2 separate regions of the Homo sapiens genome follow, and region 2 is linked to region 1. Evidence: chromatin loops called from intact Hi-C (ENCODE). Cell type or tissue: Calu3. All regions are shown on one strand. Each heading gives the region's core, and the rest is flanking DNA. Links, peaks and the distances in the headings are about the cores only.

What was found. A loop is a pair of places that touch in the nucleus more often than their neighbours do. Peaks named below come from ENCODE experiments on the same cell type or tissue, not always from the same donor. Only the 100,000 strongest peaks of a DNase experiment are listed, where the experiment ranks them.
Region 2: it touches region 1 in a loop (3-fold over the local background); 8 of 110 quality-filtered maps call a loop at or near these places.

The regions. Positions count from the first base shown.
Region 1 is chr14:29,511,795-29,528,125 of GRCh38, reverse strand. No RefSeq gene overlaps it. Among named protein-coding and RNA genes, the nearest start is that of PRKD1, 410 kb to the left of the region's middle. In Calu3, for the core only: a CTCF peak has its summit at 6,427 (motif pointing right); a DNase peak (open chromatin) is centred at 6,385.
Region 2 is chr14:29,214,746-29,231,076 of GRCh38, reverse strand. The region is part of intron 6 of LOC102724934 (a long non-coding RNA gene); the gene reads left to right. Among named protein-coding and RNA genes, the nearest start is that of LINC02326, 160 kb to the right of the region's middle. RefSeq lists an enhancer at 13,539-15,387. In Calu3, for the core only: a CTCF peak has its summit at 8,214; no DNase peak of the experiment used is centred there.

The sequences.
Region 1 (16,331 bases), core at 3,337-11,336:
AGGAAGCATTTATGCATTTACTTAAGTTATACAAATGGGTGCAAACCACTGTGAAGCTGGCCATCTAAGTAATGAATGGCCAATTATACTTTCAACAGTAAGAAATACTTTCCTAAAATATCAGTGTTCAATGGGTTCATCCAAAGCTTCATGAACCAAATGTGAGTGTTTTTGTTTTTGCTCTCCTGACTATCATCACATCAATGCTCCCACGTTTGATGGGATTCTTTCTAATTAGAACCCAAGACCAGAGAGTACTTTTAAGAGTCTCCTTTATAGACCTGCAATATGAATACTCTAGGAGACACTTAAGAAAATAAAATTTATGATTAGCTTTGATGAAAATGACTTTAGTTTTAACTTCATAATATCTCTGCTTTGATATGAGTAAAATAGTTTGAATGGCTACATCACCAGAAGAGAAAATATAACCAAACATCAATGTGATTTTATATGATGAAGAATTAAATGTCTCTAAAATGTAATCATATCACATTGACTTACCCAATAAAAGTAACTTAATGAAGTATTTTATCTAATTCATATGTTTTTGCTTATTAGTTTGTGGTGCTTGAAAAAAATAAAACTGTAAACTTCTCAAGATCCTTCTTTTAACTCAAGCTATTTCTGTCAATAAAACTGTTTTGTCAGCAGTTAAATGACACCACATTTATGTTTTAAGTACACTAAATTATGGGTAGCTTTATAATGAGATTCACTGATTAGACTTACTATAAATAATATGATACATATTACTGTGATTTTGGTTAAATAAAAAATTATCTTAAGGTGTATAGCACCTGAAATTTTAAATCATTTTGATCTTAACAGTTTTATTGCTGTCCATTCCTCCCTCCAAAAGCCTTCAATGATTCCAAAGTTCTTAGAATCAATGTCTTTTTTTCTCTATCAAAAATCAATATAGAAAATTAGGTTATAAACTGGGAAATATATATACACACACATACATATACCTATATATGTATCTATTTTTCTGCTACTTAATACGTCATCTTCTCTTGATAAATAAAACTACATATTTTATATTTAATATTGTCCTAGTGAATTATTATTTTCCCATAATGTTTTCCAAAATCCACATTTAATTTTAAGAGCAAAGGAAACTACTGTTGTACCTACATGACCATGAAAAAAAAAATACAAAATTGGAGAAAAAATGATTTATTATGTTTGCATATATTATACCCCACAACCAAGTTAACTATTCTTCCTCTGCTGGTATTATCAATACAGAAGTTATGAAGGCCAAGTATACTCAAGGCCAGAGTGCTCTCTTTCTCTCTCTCTCTCTCTCTATATATATACACATATATATCCACATATATGTGTATATACATACATATATATCCACATATATGTGTATATACATACATATATATCCACATATATGTGTATATACATACATATATATCCACATATATGTGTATATACATACATATATATCCACATATATGTGTATATACATACATATATATCCACATATATGTGTATATACATACATATATATCCACATATATGTGTATATACATACATATATATCCACATATATGTGTATATACATACATATATATCAAAAGATATTTTAACCTGAGATATAACTTATTGTTGCAATTTATTTAACATGAAATATGTAATGTGATGCAAATGATAAACTTTAAAAAGTCAAAATAAAGAACAAATGACCTAATACATTATGGGAATAGAATTAGAGATACGTAAGTGCTAAAGATAGTGACATGATTTGGGATCTGCTGTTTTCTGGGCAAAAACAGATCCGTGTCTTGTTTTTCTTATTTATTTTCCCTTCTAAATGAATAATATTTCCTAATTAAGTGAGAAAGATATTAAATTAATATACAAGCTATAATGTTTTAGAAGTTATCTGTAATATTATTAGATTTTTTTCCATTAATAGATGCACAATTACTGGTTATTACATAATTTCCTGTTTAAATTCACAAATAAAAATTATATGTATTTATTATGTATATTTTGAAATATGTACACATAATGAAATGGCTCAATCAAGCTAATTACCATATGTACTACCTCACTTAATTTTTGTTGGGAGAACACAATATGCATCTATCTATTGTTTTAGTAATTTTCAAGAATACACTTGTATGATTCATTGAAATTAACTATTGTCAATATATTGTACTATATTGTACAGTAGAACTCCTGAACTTCTTCCTTCTCTCTAACTGAAATTTTGTATCCTCTGACCAACATCTCCTTAACACCTTCCAAGACAAGCTGCTGGAGACCACCATTCTACTCTTTTGCAACGAGTTAACTTTTTTGGATTCCACATATATGTGTGATCAGGCAGTATTTGTTTTTCTGTTCCTGGCTTATTTCACTTAATGTCCTCTAGTTTCACGCATGTTGTAGCAAATAACAGGACTTATTTTTTAGTGCTAACTAGTACTCCATTGTGATTATATACAGCGTTTTGTTTATCCATTTATTTACTGATAGATGCTTAAGTTGATTCCATATCTTGGCTATTGTGAATAATGCCACAATGATTTATTAACTTATTTCTAACTATTTTAGTAATTAGAGTATTTTAAAAGATCTAGTCCTGGGATATTGTTTTCTAATCTTAACTCACATGATATAAGGGAACATAGTACAGCCCATGAAGCCCACACTTTTATGGATATAATTAGTATATAAAATGCTTTATTTAGACATATTTGAACTATAAATAGTTATCTTAAGTAATTCTTTAGGTTGACTTAAAAAGAACTTGTTGCAGACAGAAGTTTCTCCAAGTTGATGCTAAGATTGTTCAAACACGCAGTATGAATATTTTGAGTCATCTCTTTTTAACTTTTGGTCAAATTAATAAGTAGCCGCATTTCATAGCAGTATTATAAAAGCATTAATCATATCGGCAGACTGGACTTTTTACTTATGGAATCTTATGTTTCAGCCAGTCCAACAAGAATTTTTATTTGTTTGTTTTGTTTTTAACATCCCAGTATAAGAGAAAAGCTCTTATGCTTCAAAAATACTCTTATGGAGGGAAAAAAAAGTAGTAAAGGAAAATATTGGCAGGGCGTGGTGGCTCACGCCTGTAATCCCAGCACTTTGGGAGGCCAAGGTGGGCGGATCGATTGAGCTCAGGAGTTGGAGAACAGCCTGGGCAACATGGCGAAACCCTGTCTCTGCAAAAAAACACAGAAGCTAGCCGGGCGTGGTGGTGCGTGTCTGTAATCTCAGCTACTGGGGAGGCTGAGGCAGGAGAATCGCTTGAACCCGGGAGACAGAGGCTGCAGTGAGCAGTGATCCCGCCACTGCACTCCAGCCTGGGAGACAGAGTGAGACCCTGTCTCACAAAAGAAGAAAGGAAAAATATACAATCTCAAATTTGAATAATACTATAGAAAAATAATATTTAGGCATATAAATAAAATAGTTTTGTGAAGAACTCTGTCTCTGTTGACTGCTCCCTATTTTGCAAAAATCAAATATTTTCATGAACAATATGAAATCGAGGCGACTTACGCCAGAACTGGATTTAAAATTTAAAAAAAAAATTTTAAATTTTTTTCGAGACAGACTCTTGTTCTGTCGCCTAGGCTGGAGTGCAGTGGTGTGATCTCTCCTCACTGCAGCCTCTGCCTCCTGGATTCAAGCGATTCTCCTGTCTCAGCCTTCTGAGTAGATGGGATTACAGGCGCGTGCCACGACGCCTGGCTAATTTTTTTGTAGTTTTAGTAGAGACGGGGTTTTGCCGTGTTGGCCAGGCTGGTATAGAACTCCTGGCCGTCAGCGGGCGCGGTGGCTCACGCCTGTAATCCCAGCACTTTGGGAGGCCGAGGTGGGCGGATCACGAGGTCAGGAGATCCAGACCATCGTGGCTAACATGGTGAAACCCCGTCTCTACTAAAAATACACAAATTAGCTGGGCATGGCGGTGCCTGCCTGTAATCCCCCAGCTACTCGTGAGGCTGAGGCAAGAGAATCACTTGAACCTGGAAGGCGGAGGTTGCGGTGAGCCAAGATCGTGCCACTGCATTCCAGCCCGGGTGACAGAGCGAGACTCCGTCTCAAAAAAAACCTGGAGGTAAGAGATCTGCGGGCCTCCGCCTCCCAAAGTACCGGGATTGCAGGCGTGAGCTACCACACCTGACCTAGAACTGGATTTGCAAAAAAATTACCATAATAACATTTTCTCATTCGTCAATTAATCAAGATTAACATACATTTGCTATAAATCCACTCTGAGTACCTTCAGGACTATTTTACTGGTCATTTTTCCAAATTGTTTATCACTCATTTAAAAGATTTTTGTTGTTGTTGTTGTTTTTGTTTTGAGAGGGAGTCTCACTCTGTCGCCCAGGCTGGAGTGCAGTGGTGCGATTTCGGCTCACTGCAAGCTCCGCCTCCCAAGTTCACGCCATTCTCCTGCCTCAGCCTCTGGAGTAGCTGGGACTACAGGGACCCGCCACCACGCCCAGCTAATTTTTTGTATTTTTAGTGGAGACAGGGTTTCACCGTGTTAGCCAGGATGGTCTGGATCTCCTGACCTCATGATCCATCCACCTTAGCCTCCCAAAATGCTGGTATTACAGGCGTGAGCCACCGTTAAAAAATGTTTTATAGAGACAGGTTCTCACTATTTTGCCCAGGCTGGTCTTCAACTCCTGGACTGAAACGATCCTCCCACTTCAGCCTTCCAAAGCTCTGGGATTACAGTCATGAGCCATAGCACCCAGTCTGTTTATAACTCTTATGCTAAAACATTTAAAAAAGTATTATAATGATGTCACTCGAAGCAATCAATAATTATTTCGAATTTGACATATGAGGAATGGCTAGACTGATGGCCTCACAAAAGAGTTTATTATATCTTGAAAGGTAGGTTCTCTTACTTCTGCAAGATTAATAGTTGTAAAACAATTAGTGTCTTTCCTCATTTCCTTTTGGTTTGAAAATAGATGTCTAATTTTCCTGCTTGGTTTGCTCATGCTCCAGAAGAGTGGGGATTTTGTCTTCCTGATTTGTGTATTCTTCATAGTATTAAGTCATTGCTCATTAAATGTTTGACAAATTGAATTGAATTCAATGGTAGGAGAGTTTTCCTTATGAAAGGTTTGCTGCATCTTGTGTTAAAATATTTATTAATTTTATAAAAATACTTAATTAACTTTGTATAATACATTTAGAAAAAAATGTAATTCCTCTTCTTAGTTTTCGTGTTGTAAATGTGAAAGTAATTTTAGTCATAATTGCTTTATTGAACTGTCAGCCTATGTAAAACTTTAAATAATATCCAATTGATTATGTATTAAAGTTTTCAAGAAATAGAGAATAATGTAATATCTCATGCTAAAGTAGCCAAATAATCAATACTCATACAAAATAATTTTAATACAATTAATTTTGACATTTAGGAGTTATTTAAAATACATTTTCTTCATTGTCAAGTTTCCTCAATGAAATTGTGAAATCTCCACATTACACAGGTAAGTTTCCACTCGAATTAGTATCTAGCTTTATGAGTCTTATATGTAATTACAGAAAGATTAGATGATTTATTCAAGATCGTAACTTAAATATGGCTCATAATTCAAAATTTTCTGTTGCTTTAGAGTCTTTCTACATATAGTTAATTATTTTATTTTATAATCACAAACTTGCAACATTAAGTACAGTATGATTGAGATGAAGAAGTAATAAATCTACTTTGAAAATTATAAAACAAACATTCTCTTTTTACCTTTTTCATATTCATTTTATTTTATTTTCCTGTTTTTAAACTCACAATAAATTATTTCACTTAATATAATACCGTATATGTACAATGGTCAACCATTACTTAAAAACAGCATTAATTCATTGAGATTATATGCTTGCTCAAGTTATCTGTTTAACTTTATCCCTAAAACAGATGCAGAAGATAATATTACCATAAAATTAGCATACAATCCTATAATTTAAGTTTTTTCAGGAATGTTAATGGGACAAATATAGGCCAATTTGGTTCTGTAAGCCCAATGTCTTTTAGAAAGTTCTATCTTATAAATAATTCCAAGCTAAAATTTGGAAGGCAAATTTCTGGAACTTTAGATATATTTTTTCTACAGAAATACTATAACAAAAAAGAAGAAGGAGGAGGAAAAAGCTGACAGGAAGAGGAGGAGGGAGAAAGAGGAAAAACAAAGGCAGTGGAGAATGTTTCCTGAATGAGTGAAGAAAAGTTGAAATAGAATAAATAGGAAGTTTAGAAGGATGTGTGTGTACATATAAGAGACACTTAATTATGTGTTTGACTAAATAAGGAAGAAAGGTGAGGAATGTGCACCAGGGGCCTGATTCCCTGCAAAGGAGATGGAGAGAAATGTTGAGGCAGAGAGGAGCCAACAGGTGGCAGCGTTGCATTAAGACAGTCTAGTTGTTTGGCAAGCATAGCTGATTGGTTTGGAATTGCGAAGAAGAGGGGGAAAATAAAAATATTGTGTAGGATACATATTTATCCTGAAGAAAGATTAAACACAGAATGATTTTTCTAGCAGAAAGAAAAAAGCTATTAATTTATTGAGCATCAATTATGTGTCAGGCCCTGTTCTAGGCCCTGCAATTATAGTGGTGAGCAAGTAGATCCAGTCTGAAGGAGAATACAGTCTAATGAGACCAATAATAGGTACTTATCAATGGACCATCAAATAAACATTTAAGTATAAACTATTATAAGTTGCTTGGAGGAAATGAACCAGAGTACGTTATTTTATAGCACACATTGTACACTTGTTCTGAGGATAGCAGGGCTATTCTCCGGAAGTGATGTTTGAGCTGAGATCAGACGAATAGACATTAGGCAACAGGTGGTAGAAGAAAAATGTGTGGGAAATCCCAGTAACAGAAAATAATTTAAGGTATTTGGGGGACTAGACAGAGGCCAGTGTAGCCCACGATTTGCTGGGAAGAGTAGATAGACACAAGATTGGAGAAGTAGACATGGAAGGTCGGGTAGATAATTTAGGCAGTTAGGATTAGGCACTTTATCCTATGTGTGATGGAAAATCATTGAAGGTTCCAAAGTCGTGTTCTATTTCATCATATTTGTGTTTTCAAAATATAACCCTGACTGTAGTTTGGAGGCAGAACTCAGCGTGTGTGTTTGGTGGTGGTGCTGGGAGAGAAGTGGTAGTAGTAGGGAAGAGACTGGATTCAGAAATACTAATTTGGAGGCTCTTTCAGTAATCCACATGGAAGATGATGTTATATTTAATAGGGTAGTATTGGCAAACGTGGAGATAAATGGGAAGATTCAAGGTATATTTAGGAAGTAAAATGTATAAAAATGGTAATAAAGTAAGGAAGGAAGGTGAGGGAAAGGGGGACATCAAATGCTACACTTGGGATAGGGGAACCTTTTCAAATATCATAATCGATATTCAGTTTTTGGTATCATCCTGCACTCTGGTTTGTAATTCATTTGTGTTTGTGAAATTAAATGACACGATTATTTGCCAGGGCTCCTAAAATAGAAAATCTGATTTCATTGGTAGCTCTCCAAAATATATTGTGTCCATTTCAAAAGTGGTGGGAAATTCAGGTTCCATTGCTCCCATGATTTCCATCCTGAATATAACAATGGCAAACATCCCTGTTCCCTGCTTTCTCTACAGTCTTTCTTTGTGTAGGATGTCTCCGAGTTCTTTTCTTTTTTTTTTGAGAGGGAGTCTCACTGTGTCGCTCAGGCTGGAGTGCAATGGCGTGATCTGGGCTCACTGCAACCTCTGTCTCCTGGGTTCAAGCGATTCTTCTGCCTCAGCCTCCTGAGCAGCTGGGTTTACAGGATGTCTCTGAGTTCTATCATAGATCACTGATTTGTATTCTCTACACCTCTTTCACCCTCTGTTGGTTATCAGAAGACTTTGTAACCGAAAGATTCTATCAGCCAGAGGAAAAAATTTGTGGAACTCTGTTACTTATTGGCAGGTTTTATTATCAAGAGAATTACGTTCAAGCAAATTATTTAAGTTAACAAAATAAGTATAAATAATATTGACATTATTGATTTTTTTATTTCCATATGCTATAAACATTAAACATGTTTATATAATTATAGTATTTTAAAATCTGAGGGACATAAAGTGATGAAGTAATGAATAGTTACTGATGTGTGGCCATCTTAGCCACAAAATGAAGTCAGATGGCATTTTTTTTTAGTCCATATCACAAATTTAAACTTTTTTTTTGTTTTTTTGAAATGGAGTCTTGCACTGTTGCCCAGGCTGGAGTGCAGTGGCATGACCTCGGCTCACTGCAACCTCCGCCTCCCGGGTTCAAGTGATTCTCCTGCCTCAGCCTCCTGAGTAGCTGGGATTACAGGTGTGCACCACCATGCCCAGCTAATTTTTTGTATTTTTAGCAGGGGGCGGTTTTACCTTATTGGCCAGGTTAGTCTTGAACTCCTGACCTCGTGATTCGCCCGCTTCGGCCTTTCAAAGTGCTGGGATTATGGGCGTGAGCCACAGCGCTGGGCCATAAACTTTTTACAAATAATAATGGCTATAGTGTTAAGCTTCTACTAAGGGCAAGGGCTATACAAATATCATGTAAATCTCACTAAAGCTCTGTAATTAGGTTACTATTGCTCTCCTTTTTCAGAAAAAGAAACTGATGTGTGTGTGTGTGTGTGTGTGTGTGTGTAATTTTTAAATCTAGTAACTACTTGTCCAAACATAGGTCTGGCTATTTTCATAGTTCTACATTATAGCATCTTCTTAAGAAAAATTTTAAGATTTATTTCTTCATGGAAAGCTGTTTTAACCTAAATTTTGAAAAGAAAACAGTCTTCAACATTCTTTTTGTGTTCTAAAACCAGAGAAAGTTAGATATTCTTGGCATAAAGCAAAGGTTCAGAAATAAACTTTAAGAAATATACACCAAGTGCCCTTTGAAAAGCTTTGCTGTCTTCCGCCTTCTGAATACATGTATGTTTAAAACCCATAGAAAGTCAGTGTTGGCCCATGGATCATACAGTGATGCACTCACTTTTTACTCTGGGCAAGTCATTGGACTGCTTTAGTAATTGTTGGTTTTATTTTAAAATTTAAAATTAACATTTGCTTCTGGGAACTCCAAAGATGACTACACAATATAACTGAGATCATTTATTAAAATTATCAATAATTGTGAAGGAATGACTAGGGCTAATTCAATGTGTTTATTATATTTAACTATCTCACTGGAAAATGTTCTATGACTCTGGAAGTTTTCAAGAAAAGATTGAAAAAGAATCTTTTCACATCTACAAACTCCCTCACCATGTACTCCACCATGTACTTACACCACCAAAGTGGAGATCAGTGACAGTAGAAGGAAAGTCTTTCCTAAGCCAGAAGAAATAGTATTGTCACACGTTTTTCTGTCTAAATTGCAATACACCCCATAGCTTATTAAAAATAGATGAGTTAGTTTCATCAGATAAAATATAAAACTGATTTTTTTAAATCAAAACTGTTACACTTTGGATATATGAAATTGTTTTAGAAAAAAAGGAAAAGTGTAGCAAATGAAGGAAAAGGCAGTTGCATTTTTGGAGATTGTCACAAGAGGGCATTTATGGATTAACTCTACGTTTTTTCTACATTTGAAAATACTGAAAGGCATTTCCAATTCTCAGAAGCAAACTAAGAATAATTAATTAATTAAAAATGAAAAGATGAAAAAGACAGTCTCTAAAATTTTTCTTTTATATTAATTCTGCTCCAGAAAATTGGTTGTTTTTTAGAAGTTTGCATCAAATGAAAACCGGCACGTATTTATAAATTTTAGATGTGAGGAACTCATTTCTCCAAAATATTGAGATCCTAAAAAATAATATCAGCTGAAAAAACTACTTATATTTTGTTTCTAGCATTTGTTTGTATACCATTGAAAAACAAATATTTAAAATAAATCCTATTATTTCAACTGATAAAGGGTAATTGCATTTTTAAAACATGATTTTCTCCTTTGTGCTGAAAAACAAGCTAATTAATATTCCTAAGTATTTTGAAAACAGGTGCCATTTAGAGAATACGGGCACAAATGTCTTAATAAAATAATGAAAATCTTAGTTATATTAAGAAATAGGCAAATTAAATTACTAGAAAGAGAATGGTATGGGGCTCAGTTAAGGGGAAATAAATAAACTGAAGCAAATGCTAAAATATTTTTACTCATGATATCTTGAGCCCTTTAAAAGCAAGGCCTCTGATGTATTCATCTTTGAAACCCCAGTCCTAGCACGGTGGTGGGCATGCAGTAGGTACTCAGTGAATATAGTTAAATAAATAAATGAAACCATTTCTTTAACTGAGGATAAATTTAGAGGTGGCAAGGCAGAAGAATTTTCCGTGATTATTAATTAAATCAATGACTTTCTTATTGCATTAATTGATGTGAAAACTTCAAATGCAAAGGGAAAATTTCATTCAATCACCTGGGGCTTTCAAATAACTGCCGAGTTGGTGCCATATAAACAAAACATTAGGAGAGCTAACGCGATCATATTTAATCCTCAAGAACAAAGAAGATGCAAATATGGACCAACACTGTGTTTTATGCAATTTGGGAATCCTGGAACTACAAAACTCTTCATGATTATTCAGTCTATCCCAATAACACCCAACTTATATCTTTATGTAATTTTTACCCAGTTTATCTAATAATTTATAATTTTTTCAGCAAAAACAAGTAATGGGCTATTAGAGTTTTTAATAAACATCAGATAATCATTGTCATCATGTGATTTTATTTAATTTCAATCAAAAGTAAAGAGAGGTTATATTTTAGATAACCTGCAGTCTTTTTACAGGAAAACAATACAATTTCCTTCAGGCATTTTAACATAATTAAAACACATTTCAGATTTGTTTTCCTACTTATGCTAAAGCACAAGCTTTTGAAAACCATTTTCATTATATCATACTCATGAAAGACAGTAAAACTTGGAGAAACAGTTATTTGGGTTAAATAGCCCTGGATTCAGAGGTTAGCTCCAATAATTGTTGGGAATATGGTTTTCTCTAAAACCGTTTTTCATCTATGAAACTGGGATAACATTGCCTGTTTTGGTAGATCATTCTAGGTAGTAAGTTTTAACATATGTAAATTGCCTGATAAGTAGGAAGTAGTCAGTAAATGCCAGACTTTATAACTAAAGAATCACAAATTTTACAATCCTTGTTGAGAAATTTGAGAGTGTGGCAGATATAGAAATGGTCACATAATATTGTACATACACCTTTAAATTTCTCATGTACCCTTGCAATGGGTTGGGACCATGAGAACAGTTCTGACCAATTGGCTATGGTTGGAGGGATGTATGTCACATTCTGGCCAAGGAAGTGAAAAGCTATGAGCCCCTTGATCAGTATTTTTCTCTATCATGGTGGCCCTTGAAGCATGTTACCGAGATGGTGGTATCTCAATACAACAAGGCTTTCCATATCTGGGTCACTGATTGACTAAATGCAGTAAAACATTTGCAGACCAGTATTAGACATGTGCAAGATATGAATATTTGTTGTGTTAGGATATTTAGGAATTAGATTACCACTACAGCATACATAGCCTAACCTGACTAATAACATGATCTAACCAAAACACTTCATTTTATTAATAAGGACAGTAACGTCCAGAGAAGTCAGTTTGTATAAAAGCCAGTGGAACCAGGAGGCTGAGGCAGGAGAATGGCGTGAACTGGGGAGGCGGAGCTTGCAGTGAGCCGAGATTGCGCCACTGCACTCCAGCCTGGGCGACAGAGCCAGACTCCGTTTCAAAAAAAAAAAAAAAAAAAAAAAAGCCAGTGGAACTAGACCCTTATCCCTCACCATGTACAAAAATGAAATAAAAATGCATTAAAGACTTAAAGATAAGGTCTAAAACTAAAAGATAAGATCTAAATCAGCTAGAGGAAAACATTGGGGCAATATTCAAGGCATTAGTCTGGGCAAAGATTTCTCGAGTAACACCTCAAAAGCACAGGCATTCAAAGTAAAAAATGGACAAATGAGATCACATCAAGTTAAAAATCTTCACCAGAGCAAAAGCAAACACATGCACACACAAACTTAGAAACAATCAACAAAGCGAGGAGACAACTTGCAGAATGGGAGAAAATATTAGCAAACTATTCAGCTGACAAGGGATTAATAACCAAACTATATAAGGAATTCAAACAACTCAGTAGCAGAAAAACAAATATCTGATTTAAAAATGGGCAAAAGTCTTGAATAGACATTCTCAGAAGAATACGTACAAATAGCCGTGGCTTTTATCAAAAAGGCAAGAAATAACAAATGCTAATGAAGATGCAGAGAAAGGGGCACCAAGGTAAACTTATGGTGGGAATATAAATTAGCATAGCCACTGTGAAAAAAGTATGAAGGTTCAAAAAAAAAAAAAAAAAACACTAAAAATAGAACTACCACATGACCCAGCAGTCCTACTGTTGGGTATATATCCAAAAGAAAGAAAATCAGTATGTCAAAGAGATACGTGTACTTCCATGTCTATTGCAGCACTATTTACAATAGCCAAGATATGAAATCAACCTAAGTGTCAATCAATAAATAGGTGAATGGATAAAGGAAATGTGGCACATATACAAAATGTAATATTATTCAGCCATAAAGAAGAATTAAATCCTATCACTTGCAACAACATGAATGGAACTGGAGGACATTATGTTAACTAAAATAAGCTAGGCAAAGAAAGGCAAATTTTGCATGTTCTCACTCCTATGTGGGAGCAAAAAAAGAAATGGTCTCATGGAGGTAGAGAATAGAATGGTGGTTACCAAAGGCTGGGAAGGATAGTGGGGAGGTTTTGCATAAAGATGAGATGGTTAATGGGTTCAAAAAAAAACCCCAATTAGGTAGTAGGGATAAGATCTACTGTTTGGCAGCATGATAATTCAACTATAGGTATCAATAATTTATTGTACATTTCAAAATATCTACAGTAGTTGATTTGGTATATTTCTCAAATAAATTATGAAGGATTGAGGTTATGTGTATCTGAATTACCCTGATTTGATCATTGTACATTGGATGCTTGTATCAAAATATTACATGTACTCCATAAATTGTACAGCTATTATGTAGCCATAACAATTTTAAAAGCCAAGACAAAAACGCAAAAATTACATTAATATATAGGTATTATAGACCCTTTCTCAAGTGTTATATCTTAAAAATCACAGGGCAATTTTTAAAATTCTTCCGCATATAAGTATATCTAATATACATTTCTATATTCCTCCAGGGAAACTGAAATATCAGAGATTTTTTTAAGTCATTTTTTCTTCCTTCTATATATATATAATACAAAGTCTTCCTCAGTTGCACTCAGGCCAGAAAATCCTCTGGGAGAATACCTTTTTGTCTATCTATTCTTGTCTTTATCCTTATCCAAATATTTTTGCATGCATATTAGTGCATGCATGCATGTGTGCATGCGTGCGTGTGTGTATCAAAGCCTATTCATTAAGAACATATTTAAAACCAGAATTTGTTTTCCAAAGTACTTGTTTTCTGACTAACCATTGCATTATTTTTTAAAAAATATGACTTAATAGTACTTTAAGTTCTATACTGAGTTAATCAGCTATATGGTTTGGCTGTGTCTTCATCCAAATCTCATTTTGAATTGTAGCTCCCATAATTCCCACATGTTGCGGGAGGAACCCAGTGGGAGATAGTTGAATCATGGGGGTGGTTGCCTCCATACTGTTCTCATGGTAGTGAATACATCTCATGAGATCTGATGGTTTTATAAGGGGTTTCCCCTTTCACTTGGCTCTCACTCTGTCTCTTATCTGCTGTCATGTAAGATGTGCTTTATCCCTTCTGCCATGATTGTGAGGCCTCTCCAGCCATATGAAACTGTGAGTCCATTAAATCTCTTTTCTTTATAAATTACCCAGTCTCACGTATGTCTTTATCAGCAGCATGAAAATGGACGAATACAGTAAATTGGTACCAGTAAAGTGGGGTGGTGCTGAAAATGTGGAAGCAACTATGGAACTGGGTACAGGCAGAGGCTGGAATGGTTTGGAGGGCTCAGAAGAAGACAGGAAAATGTGGGAAAGTTTGGAACTTCCTAGAGACTTGTCGAATGGCTTTGATCAAAATGCTGATAGTGATATGGACAATAAAGTCCAGGCTGACGTGGTCTCGGATGGAGATGAGGAACTTGTTGGGAACTGGAATAAAGGTGACTCTTGCTATGTTTCAGCAAAGAGACTGGCAACATTTTCTCCTGCTCTAGAGATTTGTGGAACCTTGAGGGAGATGATTTAGGGTATTTGGCGAAAGAAATTTCTAAGCAGCCAAGCATTTAAGAGGTGACTTGGGTACTGTTAAAAGCATTAGGTTTTAAAAGGGAAACAGAGCATAAAAGTTCAGAAAATTTGCTGACTGATGATGCAATAGAAAATAAAAACCTATTTTCTGAGAAGAAATTCAAGCCAGCTGTAGAAATTTGCATAAGTAACGGGGAGCCAAATGTTAATTGCCAAGACAATGGGGAAAATGTCACCACAGCGTGTCAGAGACCTTCTCAGCAGCCCCTTGCATCTCAGGCCCAGTAGGCCTAGGAGGAAAAAAATGGTTTTATAGGCTGGGCACAGGGTCCCCCTGCTCTGTGCAGCCTAGGGACTTGGTGCCTTGTGTCCTAGCTGCTCTGGCCATGGCTAAAAGAGGCCAAGGTAAAGCTCAGGTGTGATTTCAGAAGGTGCAAGCCCCAAACCTTGGCAGCTTCTAGGAGTTGAGCATGAGAGTGCACAGAATTCAAGAATTGAGATTTGGGAATGTCTGCCTAGATTTCAGAGGATGTATGGAAATGCCTGTGTGTCCAGGCAGAAGTCTGCTGCAGGGGCAGAGCCCTCATGGAGAAGCTCTGCCAGGGCAAGGTGGAAGGGAAATGTGGGATTGAAGCCCCACATAAAGTCCTTACTGGGGCACTGCCTAGTGGAGCTGTGAGAAGAGCACCACTGTCCTCCAGACCCCAGAATGGTAGATCTTCTGACGGCTTGCACTGTGTGCCTGGAAAAGCCAAGGACACTCAACTCCAGCCTGTGAAAGCAGCTGGAGGGAGGCTGTACCCTGCAAAGCCACAGGGGTCAGCCGCCCAAGACCATGGGAACCCACCTTGTGCATCAGCGTGACCTGGACATGAGACAGGGAGTCAAAGGAGATCATTTCGGAGCTTAAGATTTGACTGCCCCACTGGATTTTGGATTTGCATGGGGCCTTTAGCCCCTTCATTTTGGCCAATTTCTCCCATTTAGAATGAGTGTATTGATCCAATGCCTGCACCTCCACTGTATCTAGGAAGTAACTAACTTGCTTTTGATTTTACAAGGGCATAGATGGAAGGGACTTGCCTTGTCTCAGATTAGACTTTGTTTTGTAGACTTTTGAGTTAATGCTGAAATGAGTTAAACCTTTGGCGGACTGTTGGGAGGGCATGATTAGTTTTGAAATGTGAGGACATGAGATTTAGGAGGGCGCCAGGGGCTGAATGATATGGTTTGGCTGTGTCCCCACCCACATCTTATCTTGAATTATACCTCCCATAATCCTCACTTGTGGGAGATAACTGAATCATGGGGGTGATTTCCCCCATACTGTTCTCATGGTAGTGAATAAGTCTCATGAGATCTGATGATTTTATAAGGCACTTTCTCTTGTGCTTGGCTCTGTCTCTCTTGTCTGCTGCAATGTAAGATGTGTATTTCATCTTTTGCCATGATTGTGAGGCCTTCCCAGGCACTTGGAATTGGGAGTTCATTACACCTCTTTTTCTTTACAAATTACCCAGTCTCTGGTATGTCTTTATCAGCAGTGTGAGAATGGACTAATACAATCAGGTATGACATTATGTAAAGAATCATTTCATGCCGTTTGCCCTTAATGGAAATTTTCACTGTGCTAAGATAGGTGTGTACTGAAATTTCTGATTATAATTTGAATTCGTTTTCCCAATGTTTTGCTACCTTTTGAAATGGTTGACTTATTTTTGTAATCATAGTACGGTAATGAGATGTTAGATTATTTAAATTCATATTTGATATACTCTTTGATTTAATCCTTGAACCTCTTAATTTATTTGTCCAATAATTTGAAAGATTAAAAGTAGTTTCTTGAATATTTTATGGCAGTGGGAGTGGCTGTTAAGAATGAAAATCTAGGCTGGGCGCGGTGGCTCACTCCTGTAAACCCAGCACTTTGGGAGGCTGAGGCGGGCAGATCACGAGGTCAGGAGATCAAGACCATCCTGGCTAACATGGTGAA
Region 2 (16,331 bases), core at 3,450-11,449, 300 kb after region 1:
AACACAAATTGTTATCTATTCATATTTAATTTGAAAAAATATATTAAGGTCAAAACATGATTGTATAATTTATATAAGTTTCTAGTAATTTAACCACTCATGAGGTTTTCACCCCAGTTTTAACACTGTTGTACAGGAATATAAAACCATAAGCCACTATTGGAAGATGATAAAATATGATCATATTTTAATAATTGATTTTAAAACCAAACATACTTAATTCAGTTATTAAAAGGCATAACTTAAACACAAGGAACACAAGACTTAAACAAAGCAGAAGACAGCTGTCCAGAAATTATCAATTACTAAAGCACACAGATTGTGATTAAATTTTAATGCGGCTTTTAAGCAATGATTTTGCTTATCAGAGAGAAAGAATCACAGAGAAAATATTGTTATTGATTTCATCATTTTAGATGTAACTGATCCTTTAAGTAATTTTTCTTGCTTTCAGTACTACTTTTTAAAGTGACCACTTATATTGGGCAAATCATTAGAGTGTATATTCATTTAAAATTCTAAGCCAAATGCATAAATTGCTCTCCAGTGCACTGAAAGTCACATCTGTTGAAAATAAAACACAACATTCAATCCATTGAGTAAAAACAAAACACAACTGTAGAATAGCTGGACAGTCAAATCTCATAAATTAAATGGCATTGAAAATGATATTTTTAATTAATTTTTTTCCAGGGAGCCCAGTCTTTGAAATTAAAGTACGTTGATTACCTTTTATGTAACCAAAGTAACAGTAAGACAAATTGATCCACTGGAGCATTATGCTAGTTTTAGGTTAAGGACTAGGAGTAGGAATAGGTTACAACTTTTTTCTTTCTTTCTTTCTTTCTTTCTTTTTTTTTTTTTCAAATAGAATGCTACCTATGTTGGCTCTCTGGATAAAGTATCATTTTGTCAATCAAATTAATTATTTAAAACGAGAAATAATTATGCTTATTCTTTATTTTCCAGCAGACCATAATTATTTAACAATGTATGAGATTGTTAATGTCAAAAACTTTAGTTTGGCTCCCTGGATATGTGCCCATGATGAGTATCTAAACATTAATTATAAATTTAAGAAATGTGTGTACATGCAGTTACATAATTACATGTATTTATTTATTTATTAATTCAGCATGAGTCTCAGCTAAATGACAGACTTTAAGCCAGGTACCAGTGTACGCATACATATTGGTAAGTTCTCATAATATGGACTTGTGTGGAAGATATAATATTGACTTAACTTTTTCTTTAAAGTATATTGACAATATGTTTATTAATTTGTCAGTGTGAAGTTAACTAAAAGCCTTATATAATGCGGTATCTCCTTTAAAGATTGTAAGTTTTCCTATTTTTAGAAATATAGGACATACCTATGAAACCAAATGAGTTTTAGTATGGCAAAAATATGTGGTCTAAATTTCCATGACTACCCAGCTCCTGTATTTTAAAAAAATATTCACAATTTATTACTCTATTTACACCTGTAGCTTTGCAAAATATTCTGAATTGATTAAATTAGTGTTGCTCTAATAGGTAACTGGCTACACAGAAGAACAAAGTAGCTAAAATTGTTTATTTGTGTCCCAAATATCTGGTTTAGAGAGATGTAGATACAGAGATAGAGATGAGATAATTGTTTGAATTTTTCACTTTTCAACCAACTTTTCAACAGCTAGGCCAACTATTAGTAAATGCAAGAGCACCTTTTGCATATTCTTATTTGTGTACTCAATTAATAGAGGTTTAAGAAATCATACAATCCTGATGGGCACACACAGAGTTAAAAGAATTAATCTCCTAAGAAGCAGTATATGTATCAATTTATTACTGTATTTAGCATTTTCTTAATATTTTGCAATCATTAAGTTTAAAAAGTTACTGACAATTAAGTGAATTCTTAATTCCAAACAAATCATTTTAGTTACTGATAACTTATACAGATCAAGTCACAGAAAACATTGGGCTAGTCCAACACAGATCATGATCCAAGTGTGATTTCTTGGTTATATTGTTTGTTATTTTTTTGGTTAAGAAGGGGAGGGAAATTGAAGTGAAAAATCATTTTAATAATATCTTCAATTTTGTAAAAAAGGCAATCTGGTATAAATTTTATCAAAACAAAATTCTTGGTTAATAGTCTGTCACTGACAGAAATAATTGCTCTCAGGAATATTAGGTAATTTGAATTTTTGGTACATGTAGTGACGTAGCATGTGCCTTCATTTGGTCTTGTACAGAAAAAAATGGTTCTTGTTTGAACTTTGTAAATTCTAATCTTAAATTTTTTATGCCACAAATGTTTAATTTGTTCAGTTAGGGATAACATTTATCCCTTAGACTAAGATTCTTCTAAACATTTGAAACTTCAAAAATATCATTACACACATTTTGAAAATCTAAATTCAATTTGCTAAAATCCTGGTATTAGTTAAATCAATCTTTAAAAATACCTGTGTATTGAAATTATAGAAAACTCTTAATCACATACAGGACCAATTATGTTTTTGTTACTGAGAAAAGTCTGCAATGACCTCAGGTATGACAGTGTCTTCCTTCAGTGAATCACTATACTCTGTGATCACTGAATACACAACCTGTAATTCCTAGGGGGTGGCACTCATGAACCAATTCATTCTTTACAGCCTGGAAATACTCTACTACTACAATTAATTTTTCATAACTGCTTATCTAATCAACTTTTGAAATAACAACAAATTTTCCATTTCTACAACTTTTCTATCATTCATCTCATCTCCTTACCTTACCAAATCACTATAGTACATGATTTATAATAAAAGTTTATGTTTCTGTATCACCTGTTAAACTCAGGACCCAAATTTCCCTTTTACCAAAATGTAGAAATATCTCATTCTCTTCTGCTTTACCCATGTTAGGCAGTCACTTCTACCATTATTTTAATAAAATGTTAGTCATTTTACCATAGATGTAATTTTTTTAAAAAAATCACATACACACATTCTTTGTAGTAGTGATGAGACACACACACAGGGAAATAGAATTAGATAATTTTTGATGGTTAATTTACATAAGCACAAACACTGAGACCAACTATTTTCTGTTAAAGAAAATCTTAGTGGATTATAAGTCCTTGTCCTTGAATTTAATGTTTCATTTAAAAGATGACGCTTCAAATTCCATCTCTTTGAGTGTGCTATTGGTAGAAGCAAAAAGGGAGTGTTGCTTTCTGTTTTCCTAACTACACAATCAGTTCAACCAGGATGAATCACATCACATGGTCCTCTTGAGCTCAAAGATGAAACTGTGGAAGTCAAAATGAAAGGAACTGTTTGGGGTAACATCATTGAACTTTTTTTTCCCTCTCCTGGACACTGTATGTTTCCCTTGAGCTGATTTCAATATATGTACTATAAAATTGAAACCCATGTCATTTTGTGAGGCTTTGTTACTAATAATAATAATTATAATCATATGCAACACATTTGAACCTCTTCTATATGTTACATATGTTACATATGAACACTAGTTCATTTTATCTTCAAAACTTAAAAGTTGTCCTATTGTGACTTCATTCCCATTGCTGGGAAGTAAATCATGTGCCTGCATCATCATGTGGCATTTCCAATGTCAACACTAAATGGTTAATTTCTAAGGGCTGAAATTTAGAGAAGGAACAGAGTAGAGTTCTGAGTATGAACCTGGGATTTAGGCATATTTATGCAGGAATCTCTAAGCCACTACTTGACCTATAGCAACTCCCTTAGCCTTCCTATGCCTCAACTACCTCATTTGAGAAACAGACAGAAAAATATCTTGCAGGGGCTGGGCGCGGTGGCACAGGCCTGTAATCCCAGCACTTTGGGAGGCGGGTGGATCACGAGGTCAAGAGATCGAGACAATCCTGGCCAACGTGGTGAAACCCTGTGTCTACTAAAAATATAAAAATTAGCTGGGTATGGTGGCGCAAGCCTGTAGTCTCAGCTACTCAGGAGGCTGAGGCAGGAGAATCACTTGAACCTGGGAGGAGGAGGTTGCAGTGAGCCAAGATCGTGCCACTACACTCCAGCTTGGTGACAAAGTGAGACTCCATCTAAAAAGCAAACAAACAAACTATATATGTACTTGCAGGGTTTCTGAGAGAATATAATGAGATAATGTCCTAAAAGCACTTAGCATTGTGTCTGTCATGGGTTAAGTATTGAATATACAAAATCTATTGTTAACATTAACAAAATATAATGGCACAAAATGGCAGAATTCCATGAAATTCTATTATGTTTTATCCTAATCCTTTTTATACTTATTAATCTTTTTGTTCATGGGGATTACCTGCCAGGAGGAATGAAACTGATAGCTTGAAAGGAAGTCAGACCCTTCAGGGTGGCCAAGATCAAAACTGGAATACAATCAGATGTTAGGAAATTAGCATATAGATATGTCGGAGTTTCCAAGCTGCCACTTCAGAGTGTAACACTTCCCCAATGAGAGTAGTGTAATTGATCAGACAAGAGTTTTATTATATTTTCTTTTGTTTTCTTCTGTTATTTTCTGTTTTTTTCTTATTTGTACGTGGCAATATCCTCACTCTCAATGTGAAGACCTCCATTTGGAAAGTGGCTGGAGTTCCTTTCTACAGATCCTATCATGCATTTTAGATTTACAGAAGTTTTCTTCTTTCTCTCTCCCAAGATCTATATTTGCAGATTATCTACAAACTATTTTAAGAGTTATTAATATCATTTTGCATGTCTTTCAGGAAGGATTTGAGTAGGCATAAGGGTATTTTTTTGTTACTAGGACTTTAATCTTTTTCTCTTTTCCTTATTATAAAGATTATTGAAAAACAGCAGAGCTAAGCTTTAAATAGGATTTGAATACATCTTTGAAAGCTAATACTTTATATTGTGCTAAATGATAGTGCTCTTTAAAATTGACTGTGTTGTGTTGTAAATAAGGTTAAAATGACAAAGAATCAAGTGTCTTAGGAATTGCAGAGTCTTGTTACATTAATCTCAGGTCAGATACGATTTTATGAGAGAGCATAATAGTTTAATGGGCATTTGTCAATTTAAATTAAATTATAACTTTCGAGACAGTAACTTGCAAACTTAAAACAGTCATATGATATTATGAATTACATCTTATGCACATTAAGAGATCTTAAAGCAAGGAAACCAAAGATAGAAAATATTGGTTCACATTTCAAACCACAATAAGTGTGAATATAGCCTCAATTTAATAAAAATGTATAATGCAACTTTCCTTGGGTTAAATGTCTTACAATTGCTCTTGGAATGGGCACTTGTTTTCCCATTATTGGCCATTTTAATTGACTTACACACTAGTTTTCTCATTTAAGATCACTTTATAGTATTGGTTACTCTTCATCTGAGGGATATGTTCTACTCCTGCCTGGTCCAACAACACAACAATTTACATATTTCTGAACTTGATCTGAAAACTGATTTAAAAATCTATATGGAAAATCCAATTTTCCTGAAAATATATACACACAAGTATGCTCAGAGGTGGCTAAAATAAAATAAATTTCATTTTAGGAGCCAGGAAGGAAGCCGAGACAAGAAAGTGAGGATTCTGAAATAAATGGGTACTTGCCCTGACCAGGATTGAAACCCACCTCTCCCAAGAGAATATTAGAAGAGGGCATGGAAGACAAGCATTGGAAAAGTAGAATGTTTGTGCTTTTCTTTCTAGTGGACTGCATTAAATATTCAGCAATAGAGGGGATCAGTTTACATTACTCTTCTTGTTTCTCATGTATCAACTGACAGGTGCTGTAAACATACATAGACAAACATGGTCCTGTGCTTGCAATGCTCCCCTGACCAAGGGAAGACAGGCTTTAATCTCCTAAACTGATCATACTGAGGCCTCAGCAGACACACTATGCTCAGATTGGAGAGAAAGCTTGCCTTTCAAATTTGATTCTCAAGAAAATCCATTCAAAGACATGGTTTCATTCCAGCAACATGTTACTAAGGTAGAACAATCTTGTTTTGATTCTGGAGACTCGACTGAATGCCTCACTCGTGCTTTTGAAATAATAGTAGCAGAACAAACCTCGTTTTCTGAGCACCTCACTTTACTCGTGGCAAACCACCAATCCGCATCTCTTATTTCGCTGAGGGTAGATTCACAGCAATCAGGGAGAAAGAACTGGCCTTGGCATTGAGATCAGAACCAGTATTTAAAACATTTATTCATTCGTGTTTTAGAGATGTCATGGTAAATAAATTATGACTGTTTACACTGAAGACTAAGAGTCTCCTTTTTCTACACTATAGGCAGCGATTTGGCTGAGATTGTATCATTCTGTGATACTATCACACACTACCTTTTTTCTCACTTGAATTGTACTTTTGGCTGTCATTTGCGCTTTTGAATAAAGGTTTACATTAGTGGAAGATATCATAATAGCATATCTCCTTTTCCTGAGTTGATATACAAATCAAAAAGAAAGGATAAGGCCAAGACTCCCTTTGTCCTTGGAAAAGTATGCCATCTGCATTGAGCTTATCATATTCAGCTGAGAACAAAATTCTAGCATAAGGATGTCGTTAATACAACCCTGAAGTTAAACTGTAAATTCAAAGTACTTTAAATGCCTTATAATAGTCAAAGCCAGTAAAATCGACCCTGTATATTTTTATTTCATCTCTGTTGGATCATATGATATTTAATAATTGGTTCTGGCACCTCGTTGCAAATTATTATAACTTTGAGATTCAACAGTCCTATTGAACATATGGGCAGCACAGGCTTAGAACATATATATGATACAGCCTCTCGAGAGGACCTTCTGTCTTGTTTTCCTTAGCTTGGAAGGGTCAGGTAAATTTTGTTGTGTCGTCATGTGCTAAGATTCCTCAATATCTGTTTTGCGGGGTAAATGCTTAATGGAACTGATTTATCCCCCCTAACTGTGAACAGTTCCTCTGCAAAGCCAAAAGAGAAATTCATGCATCTGGGATGCAGTTTTACTGGGCTCTTACTAAAGCAGTTATAAAGCTATTCCAGCATCAGTGCACAAGCATTCATCAACCCAGAATAGGTTCTATTACTTAGTGCCATATTGTATCCTGGTTTAGCTGCAAACTACAAGAGTTTCTGGAGTCAGGAGACCTTCCCATGCTATTGAAAGTGTATGATTATTCTTCACTAATCCTGGAGAAGATGGAAAGTTGGAGATAAAATACAGTTGACCCCAAGAAACCTTTTATATAGTTAGACAGTTTCCCATCAACATTTTTTTCAGTTCTATTCACAATAACACCCCGAGACAATATTAGGAAAAGCATTTCCACACCACAGCCCATTAAGCTTTTATTTTCAATGTCCCTGCTGCTTTTCCTCAATATCTAGACTGTGTGCCTTGATTTGCTCTTGTATTATTTCACATTAATTGCTATATTGTTTATTGCCACATTCAAACATACCATAATATAGTCACAGTGGCCATAATTACATAGTAAGCTGTCCTTAAAAAGAGATGTCAAGATGGATAGTGGTGGGTGGGGTAGGCAGAAGGTTATGATTTATACATTATGTTGACATTGTGGAATAGAGCTGGTTCAATTTCTTTTGATTTCACTATAATGCCTAATACTAATCTCTCTTTGTCTGTCATATAATTAGTCATTACTAAGACTACTACGCTAAAAAGTTCACAGGGTAGGAAGCAATGGTCAAAGACATTTTTCAAGCACATATTTTTCTGTTGCTCCTGCAATATTACAGTTTTTAAAATGGCATATTGGTGGATGAGAAATAACCATATGCAACGTCTATAATTCTAACTCATTATAAAAATAAATATCCTATTTTATTTAAGAACTCTTTTGGACAAAAGTACTTTTTATACTTATGCTTGTACTGATATTTATTTGTTCTAAATATGCATGAAAGGTATTTTGATGCTCTGGAATGTGATTTTCCCCCTTCTTTGTTGTGGTTGCAAAAATCCACCTCTCAGTGAACCATCCTACCCTCTTAGGACAAACTGATGTTGGAAATCTTCTTCACGATTAGGTTGTCACTTAGCCAAGACAAATACCAGGAATCATCCTAATCTTGGTGAACAGCAATTCAGTCACACTTGACCCTGGCTGATGATCATAAAGCTGAGGTCCCGTTCATATCGCAGACTTGGAAATATCTTTTACTACTGCCGATTTGCTTCGTATCACGGACTGCTTGCTTGGCATCACGTAAGCCAGTAGGTGGAGTGCTTGTTAACAGTAATTGAATATACAGAACTTGAACTTAAAATAAGTGAAAGCCACTTTTCTTGTTATAAACTGCTAAAACCATATTTACACAAAACTCTTTCTATGGATGTAATTAGTTGAAAAAAAATGTTACAAGGGCAGGGTTGAGATGAATGCAGGCCTATAGTTACATGGGAGAACACAGAGGCAAATTGTGCTCCAGAAGATCAACACATCATATGGAATAAACCTTATGTAAAAGGACACTTTCTCAAACATTCAACTGAATTTGATTTGGTAAATAGACCTTAGTCCCTCTTTTTTAAAATTTAGGATTTAAGCTGTTCAAAGGATAAACTAGCTTTGATGAGCTGCACATGAAAAAGTTTGTGAGATGGAAGATTAATTACATACATGTTGATAGCAATAGTAAATTCAGCACCTTTGGAATGAAAAGTTGCAAGAGGTACCTCCAAAATAAAGTGTAACTTTCCCATAAGAGTGCCTTGTTTTCCTCCAAAAGAAGATTTTCAAATGTATTTAAAAGCTGCAGCTTGAGGCTTGCTAACTACATCACTCTAAATCTATCTATATCACACCTAAAGATGTTAAAGCAACATTTAGAACTCCAAGGAGAAAACAAGCAACAGAATTTAGAAAGCAGGAACCACATGGAAATAAGAAAATCTTCAGTCGTTTTTTAAGAATGTGAGTTATATGATGTGAAGTAGATGAAAATGCAAGAGTTTAAAAAAGAATCTCTTGTTCCATATCAGGATACTTACAGATCTGAATCCATGGCATGCAAGTACTGAAGATATGTGTGGTTTAGAAATACCACTGCATCTATAAGGGCTTCAGAGCAAATAATTGCACAGTATACAATGACAAACACTACTAAAATAGTGACAATTTCCCCTTTAACTTTTTAATTACAAAAAATGGTGAACTCTTTTAAAAATATTTTTTGCCAAGACAGTGTTGATATTTTTTTCTAATTGTGCCATCATGTTCTCAGCTCTTTCTAAATTTTGGGTAGATTTGTGTTTCAAATATGCGACTTTTTTCACTTTGGGTTAGAAGTATAGGAACAGAGAAGAAGAGTGGGCACTGTTAAACTGAATTAATCAGCCACATCTTTATATGATAAATAACTCCTTGAAGCACTCGATAGCTTTACTCAAACCATCTCTGCCTTTTCAAGCAACATCAATAACAAATCTGATCCTCCCTCAGGCCACAAAAAGGATGAAAGAATAGTTATTGCTAATTTAAAATAATAAAATGTTATATTTTCTATTTCTTACCTGAAGAAAAAAGTATGTTCATTTCCATGAAGGACCTTAAAACAAATCAAGGAATTTGACCAGTAGATAAAAGTGGTAAACTATGCCCAGAACAGAATTTAGCTTCTTTAGCCAAGAAAGAGCACTTTGGGAAATGTATTTATTGTTAACATTTTGAATTGGAGAAATAGTATAAATATTGGCATATTCTCATTCACAGGGCTAGCCTATGAAAGAATTGCAAATGAGTTCTATTAAGGAATGTTTGCCTTCATTCATATATTTCTATGTGCTCATGTATTTCTTTAGGTTCTGCAGGTATCGTTATTTATGTGCACACTTAGTATAATTCTGTTCGTCTCATTTGAAAAAAAAGTTCACTTTTTTTGCTAGTAGTCGTTCATTTTACTTTGTCGTGCTTGCTACAGTATGTTACTTTCCCATAGATATTGAACCATGTCATTCTCAGCCAATGTTCACCCCTTGATAGTGCGTAGGCAATAGACTTTACTGAGAAATAGAAAAGTGTTAGCCACCGATCCCACCAAGGTTATATTCTGTCTTAATAGAAGCTGTTGATAGATCCTGAGCAGCTCTACACTTACCGTGTTGACTTATAGAATGAAATTCTCTGCACACAAGCACAGCAAAATATTTTGGTGAAAAGTAATTATCAGAAACAGTGACACCAGTAAATTAGTTAAGTACATTTCAGCGTGAAGCTTGAGTTACCCCTGCCCATTCTTGTTCCAGACTCATCTGAAATCAGCAGTTCAGCTTAATGATGTCACAACATTTGCCAGGCTATGGGCACTGAAGGGAAGACACGGGACTGCTCCCATTGCATGAGATTCCCCTCCTCTCTATGCACAGACAGCCCATCTGTCTCACTCATACACGGAAACTGTTATCTTTGCAACATCATTCTATTATTATCATGGCTATTCTTTTAAATTGGTCCTTAACTTGAGATGGTGTTTTGGAAATCAGGTTTTCAAATTCCCCCAGATCTTGTTGGCCAATTTAAAATGTTGATAGTAAGATGCCCTGGAAGCAGCTTATCTCACTAAAGAGCTCAAATGCTATACATTTCCATTCACTCACTGGAGGGTAACCTTTTGTGAAATACAGATAGCCTACTTTTCTAAAAAATCCCCACAAAGAATTCAACCCCTCCCAACCTCTAATATTTTTCAAAGTGTGAATTGAAGAGGACTTAGAGACAGATGGGTCTGGATGATCAGGTTACCTGTTATAGCAGCACATCTGCCGGGGCAGTCAATCACTGTGATGGCTCTGACAGGTCGATGGAGCCTGAGCAAGAACAGCTAATGCAAACAGAAGAACGGCTGGGGAAGGGCAGACCTCCTGCCTGTCTCCTGGGTTTGACTGGTCTGAAAGCTGTACTTGAATTTGCTCTGGTTAAAAATCTGTCTGTCTATTGAGCAATGATCTTCGATGAAAGATTTGGGCTCCCAATTTTTTTAAAGCCAACATATTGAATACATACAATTGGGAATGATTCGATTAGCACTTTCAAGCTGTCAGTCAATATTTGGTCGTATTTGGGGGACGTGGTATAGAGTGTGGGGTGAATAAGATTAGAAAAAGAAGAGGTGAGAAATAGGTTCAAAACCACATTTTTCCCAAAAGTGTCAAAATGGAGAAATGCATAAAGCACTGGTTCTGAGATACTTAATATCTGGGAGCTCAGTACAATAAAAATTAGCATTTACTAGGACAAAGGCAATATAAGAATGTCAGGAAGCAAAACTAATTAAGTTTATGGACACATGATACTTTGTTTTCTCTATAGGTTTAATTCTTTTATTCTACCTTCAATCACAAAGTTAATCATATTTAGCAATACTAATAGATTCAAATATTTGTCAATAGTATGCACTAGAAAAAATGGAATATGTGATTTCAAGATTTCACAAACAAAAAGATGTTTCAATTAAGTGCAGCATTAATTGTGCCACTTATATATCACATTTGTAAAAATGCAGATGTTAGAGGAAAATAAAACCAAAAAATGTCTGGCTGTAAAGCAGTATTTAAAAAAATCTAAATCTCAAAGAAATATCTAAATGGTAGGTAATGGCAAGAACTGTTAGCAAGTTAAATTTATGGTTAGTTAAATTTATGTATTTATGTATGTAAGTATCTATATTTATTTTTGTATATATGGTATATATTTTGTATTTATTATTAGAATATGTGTTTATGTATTTATCTTTAGAATACATATATTTTTTTGAAAAGTAAAAGAAAAATATTCCATAAGATAAGCATTATTATTACCCTACTGTAAAACAACAGTGAGCAAACATTGCTGAAAAGAGGGCAAAATGTTAATACATGCAGAACTGCTGTTAGTAGCGATTTTCTCCACAATGCCAAACTGATGGGGATTCGTGAAAGAGCCATTAAACAGATGCGTTGCTTTTCAATACATTCTTCAAGTATTTTTGCTCCCTCATCCACATTTTTAGTAAATGATGCTAAATGTTTTCAAAATATTACTATATTGGCTTTTTTTTACTTGAATTTTTTAAGTGGACTCATATTTAGCAGCAGATGGTTTGAGATACCAGAACTGCAATGGAGTCAGTTATTTAGGTTTAGACTACAAACTCTTATACCTCAGTTTATGGGATGGTAGAGATAAGAGCGGAAATCATCATTTTCTTAAAAAAAAATCAGAACAAACTCAGAAACAGGACTTTTCCTAAATAAGAATTCTATCTCATTACAGAAATAAGTTCATATCAATTCTTGCTAATGAAATGTTGAGTCTAAATCTTTTAAAGCTTTTAAAATGGATGGTATTTTCAGTTATAGTTTTAAAGAAAAAAAAATCACTGGAAAACTGTTCTCTGATAATAGTTTTGATACTAATTTAGCTTAAATATATTCTTAAGATAAGTGCATCCTATTAAAGAACCTCTGGATAACATGCAAACTTCTTGCAGTAGCTAACGTGGACATCATCTCACATAGATTGACTGACAATGTCAGTACATTTTTTTCTAGGAAGTGGGAAAAATAAAAGGTTTTTGATAATTTGCTGGTGGTAATCAGGAAATTGTGAATTAATTAGGGGACTTTGCCAAGCTAACCCCATTTAAATATGATTTAATAAAATTTTCTTGAGATTTTGCCAAAAATTTATGCATTATAATCTATCTATTCATCAACTCTACTAATACAGCACGAAGAAAACAAAATGAGTTTGGGAATGACTTCAGATTTTAGTGTAGGTCAGAACATTCTGGCAACTGGGACTCATGTTGCTCAGAATCACCCTGCTCTTCGGGGAAATAAACATAAGTGTCTTACAGGAATAGAATTCTCTGACTAAAGCTGATGGGGTTGGGGAGGGAGGAGGAACAAGCTACAAGAATAAAAACAAATTTCTTTAAAGCCTTAAATTAAAACTTCAACTATTAAAATAATCTGTAAAATGACAGCAATGATGTTGGAGATGTGCCCATACGAAAACAAACAAACAGAATTAGGGGTTTCCAGGGTGAAGTCTAATCCTTTCAGGGTCACAGTCCTGTGTACAAGGCAAAGACGTTCTTTTTAAAATGAGCTAATGCTCAATAAGGTCAAGGTTAGAGTAGAAAATGTGGAAATCTGCAGCTCTCCAGTCTCTAACAGGCATGAGCCTATTACTGTTCTACTTTCTTTGACCCATAGAATGACACCAGTTAATTCCATACTGACATAGTGATACAAAAAAGGTCACTGAAAATACGACTTCTGATTTTTATGCTAAGAGCAAGCTTGTTTTCAAGAGTCAAAACTCCATGAAACCTCAGATCTTAAATATATAAAAGGGAGAAGTCAAACAAGACAGAACTCTATTAGAATTCTATTAGAAATGGAGTATATCTTGTCTAATTTGTATGGCATATTTATGAATTTTGATCAGAGTCAACAGGAAATAACTCATCTTAAGAATGGCAAAGAAAATACTTTGAAGAAAGCAGGAACGCTGTATAACTATTTATGACTACCTTTACTAAGTTTTGCTACCATGTTTTTGCCATGTTTTCCCGGCTATATGTTGATCATTTCCATATTAAAAATTAATATACAACATGCCTAAGTAGATATGGGCTTGATCCTTTCCTAGGTTCATAATAATTCAATAACAGGAAGGCAAAGATAAATTAACCTCCACAAACTGTATTTATTTATTTTCTTGGAAGATGCTTAAATATTACCATTTGCTTGATTAACTGTCTACCTTAAATTTAGAGATTTGTGTTATTAAAAACAGTGTATTGTTTCAAAGCCAATACAAATCACATTGCTTTCTATCTAATCACTGCCTTTACTGCCATTAGCACAATGGCTAAATGGGAAGAGCTGCTCAAGTTCTCCGTGATGCTCAATGTAGACAGAAAAAAGCCCCAACTTGATACTGTGCTGGTATGCTGTAACCGAGCTATTTTTAATATTTCCTTGTAACTGATTTGTAAGTGGATTGTGCTTAGGCAGTGTCAGAACTTTCCTGTCAGCTACTTTAACAGCAAAGAGATAGCTTGATGAATAATTCATTGAAGGCAATTTTCTCCTAGTCACTGAGTCATCAATCATAGTTGCCTAAAGAGCCTTGAATTGGCCAGCGGAGCTCTATTCACAGGTAGTGTGATTTAGGGAATAGGAGCCACATTCATACTGACAAGTCAGGTAGCAGTAAGTAACGGAAGATGCCTCCTTTACAGACTGCTAATGAGTCACCAAAACCGCATACTATTTCCAATTCCCTTTTTTGTTTTTTTCCCCCTTTTTCAAAATATCACTCAGAATTGTAGCCATAGGGTGGTTTTGCCAAACAAAGGTGCAGTTGGATGAAAAACCAGTGTAAATATTTGCACATTTTTTCTGGCAGAAATCCTACTCTGAAAAGAACCTCTTCAAAAGGGAAAAGTGATTTGATACATGATTGCATGCATTTACCCATGTAATTGAAATAATGAGAGATGATTGCTTTGAGCTAATAGTCATAAGTTACTGGTCTTTTTGTTTAATCCAACCATCAGCTGTCAAGAGCCTCGCAGGAGCATGGGGAAGATGCACCAAGGATATCATTTGCATCACCTCAGACTGTAATTTTGTTGTTTTTTTCAGAGCTGATACAAGCGTCAGATTCTATACAAATCTCCCTGGAGCATAAGCGCTCTAGTGTTGTTTTGATAGGAGCAGAGAGAACAGGAGCACGTATATCCCTGCTCCTAGTAGCTTAAATGCTCTCAGGATCACAAATAAAATAAAAGCAGATTTTTTTTGGCAGACTTCTTACAATTGTTAAAAACTAATTTTGCAGCACAGTCAAGGTATGTCTTTATGCTGGAAAACTCACATTTGAGCAAATTTTCAAATACATACATCTTATATCATTGCGCCTATTGTTCCGCATGACAGATACCTTTGTGGTGTATTACACATCACCCATTAATTCCCTAAGCACTACCTATTGTATTAATACCAGCTGCCTATGACTGTTCAACCAGCACGAGAAAACAGGCAAAAACAATGGTGCAGTGATGAGTCATAATTTTCATAGTCTTGCTTAATAAGGAGGTGTGAAAAATGTTTTCTAAATATTGTAGCTCTGCTGTTGTCTATATGTGATTATAATGTTTATGCAAGCAACACAAAACAATGTGTACACAATCAACATCTGGCTACAGAGATTTCACTATAGAAAGACTTGGAGAAGATTTATTGAACACTGCTCACAAACTAATTAAGTTTAAATTAAGTTTTAATACATTGGATGTGGATTCCTATTGGATAAATGCTTGAAGCAGACAAGTTAATTTCTGACATATGGGAATAAGACTTTAACTTAGCAGATTGTTCACAGTGGATTGTGTACTGTTGTTTCTCTTTTCCTCTGAATTACCTACTGTCTGTGTGTGCAGATGAAATGTTACGTTACCCCACAGGATTGCACTGATCATCAGTAAGAGAGAAGACACTCTCCTCTGTAGATTATCTCTTGGCTTGGTGCGTGTCTCTTCAACTGTACCAGGCAAAGCCTTCGGTTAGTACACTAAACCCAGGGAAGCTCTCAGCTATTTTGAAGTATTTGAGTTGGGAGCTGCAGGATTTATCTCTGATCTTACCAACTTTTCACGCAAGAAGAAGCTGTTTTTTTGATTTGCCCAAAGACTTGAAGAAATGATTGAGAAAGGAAGGATCCAGCTAGTAGGAGCAGCAAAGTCTCTAAGCTTTTTAAAGAGAGACTGAGCTAAGAGACCTGTGGGATCTGTTTCAATTACAAGATATGGTACTAGGATAACATAGGTTGTGGTGGATACAGCTGCTTCAGATATGCAGCAGGTGACAATTCAAGCTGTACACATCAGTCCAGGCCTGTGAGGCTCTTTCAAGAATGGGACCTGGGAATTGCCTCAAGAACAAAACTAAAAACAAGGGCCCTAGACAGCACTCTCAACAATGGTCATTATCTTGAATTAAGACATATTTGGAATATTAAGGTTTCATTTTTGGTGGGATAGACAGGAGGATATCAATTAAGGATAACAACTCTTCACTGATAAAGATACATTAGTGATGGAAACACTATCTCTAAAATAAAAATGTTTCATGGTTCTCTAGTCCAGAGGTTCTTGGACTTTATTCCAAAAACTTATGAATAAAGAGTTTTCAATAAAAAACATACTCCTGTGGATGAACCTGGGTTTGGATAACTTCTAGCTTTTTGGTGTAAATTCACTTCTTAACCCTCTGTTTCAGGTAAGCATGGTTATATGCAAGTGAAAATGTTCTTTTTATAGAACTGACTTGAAAT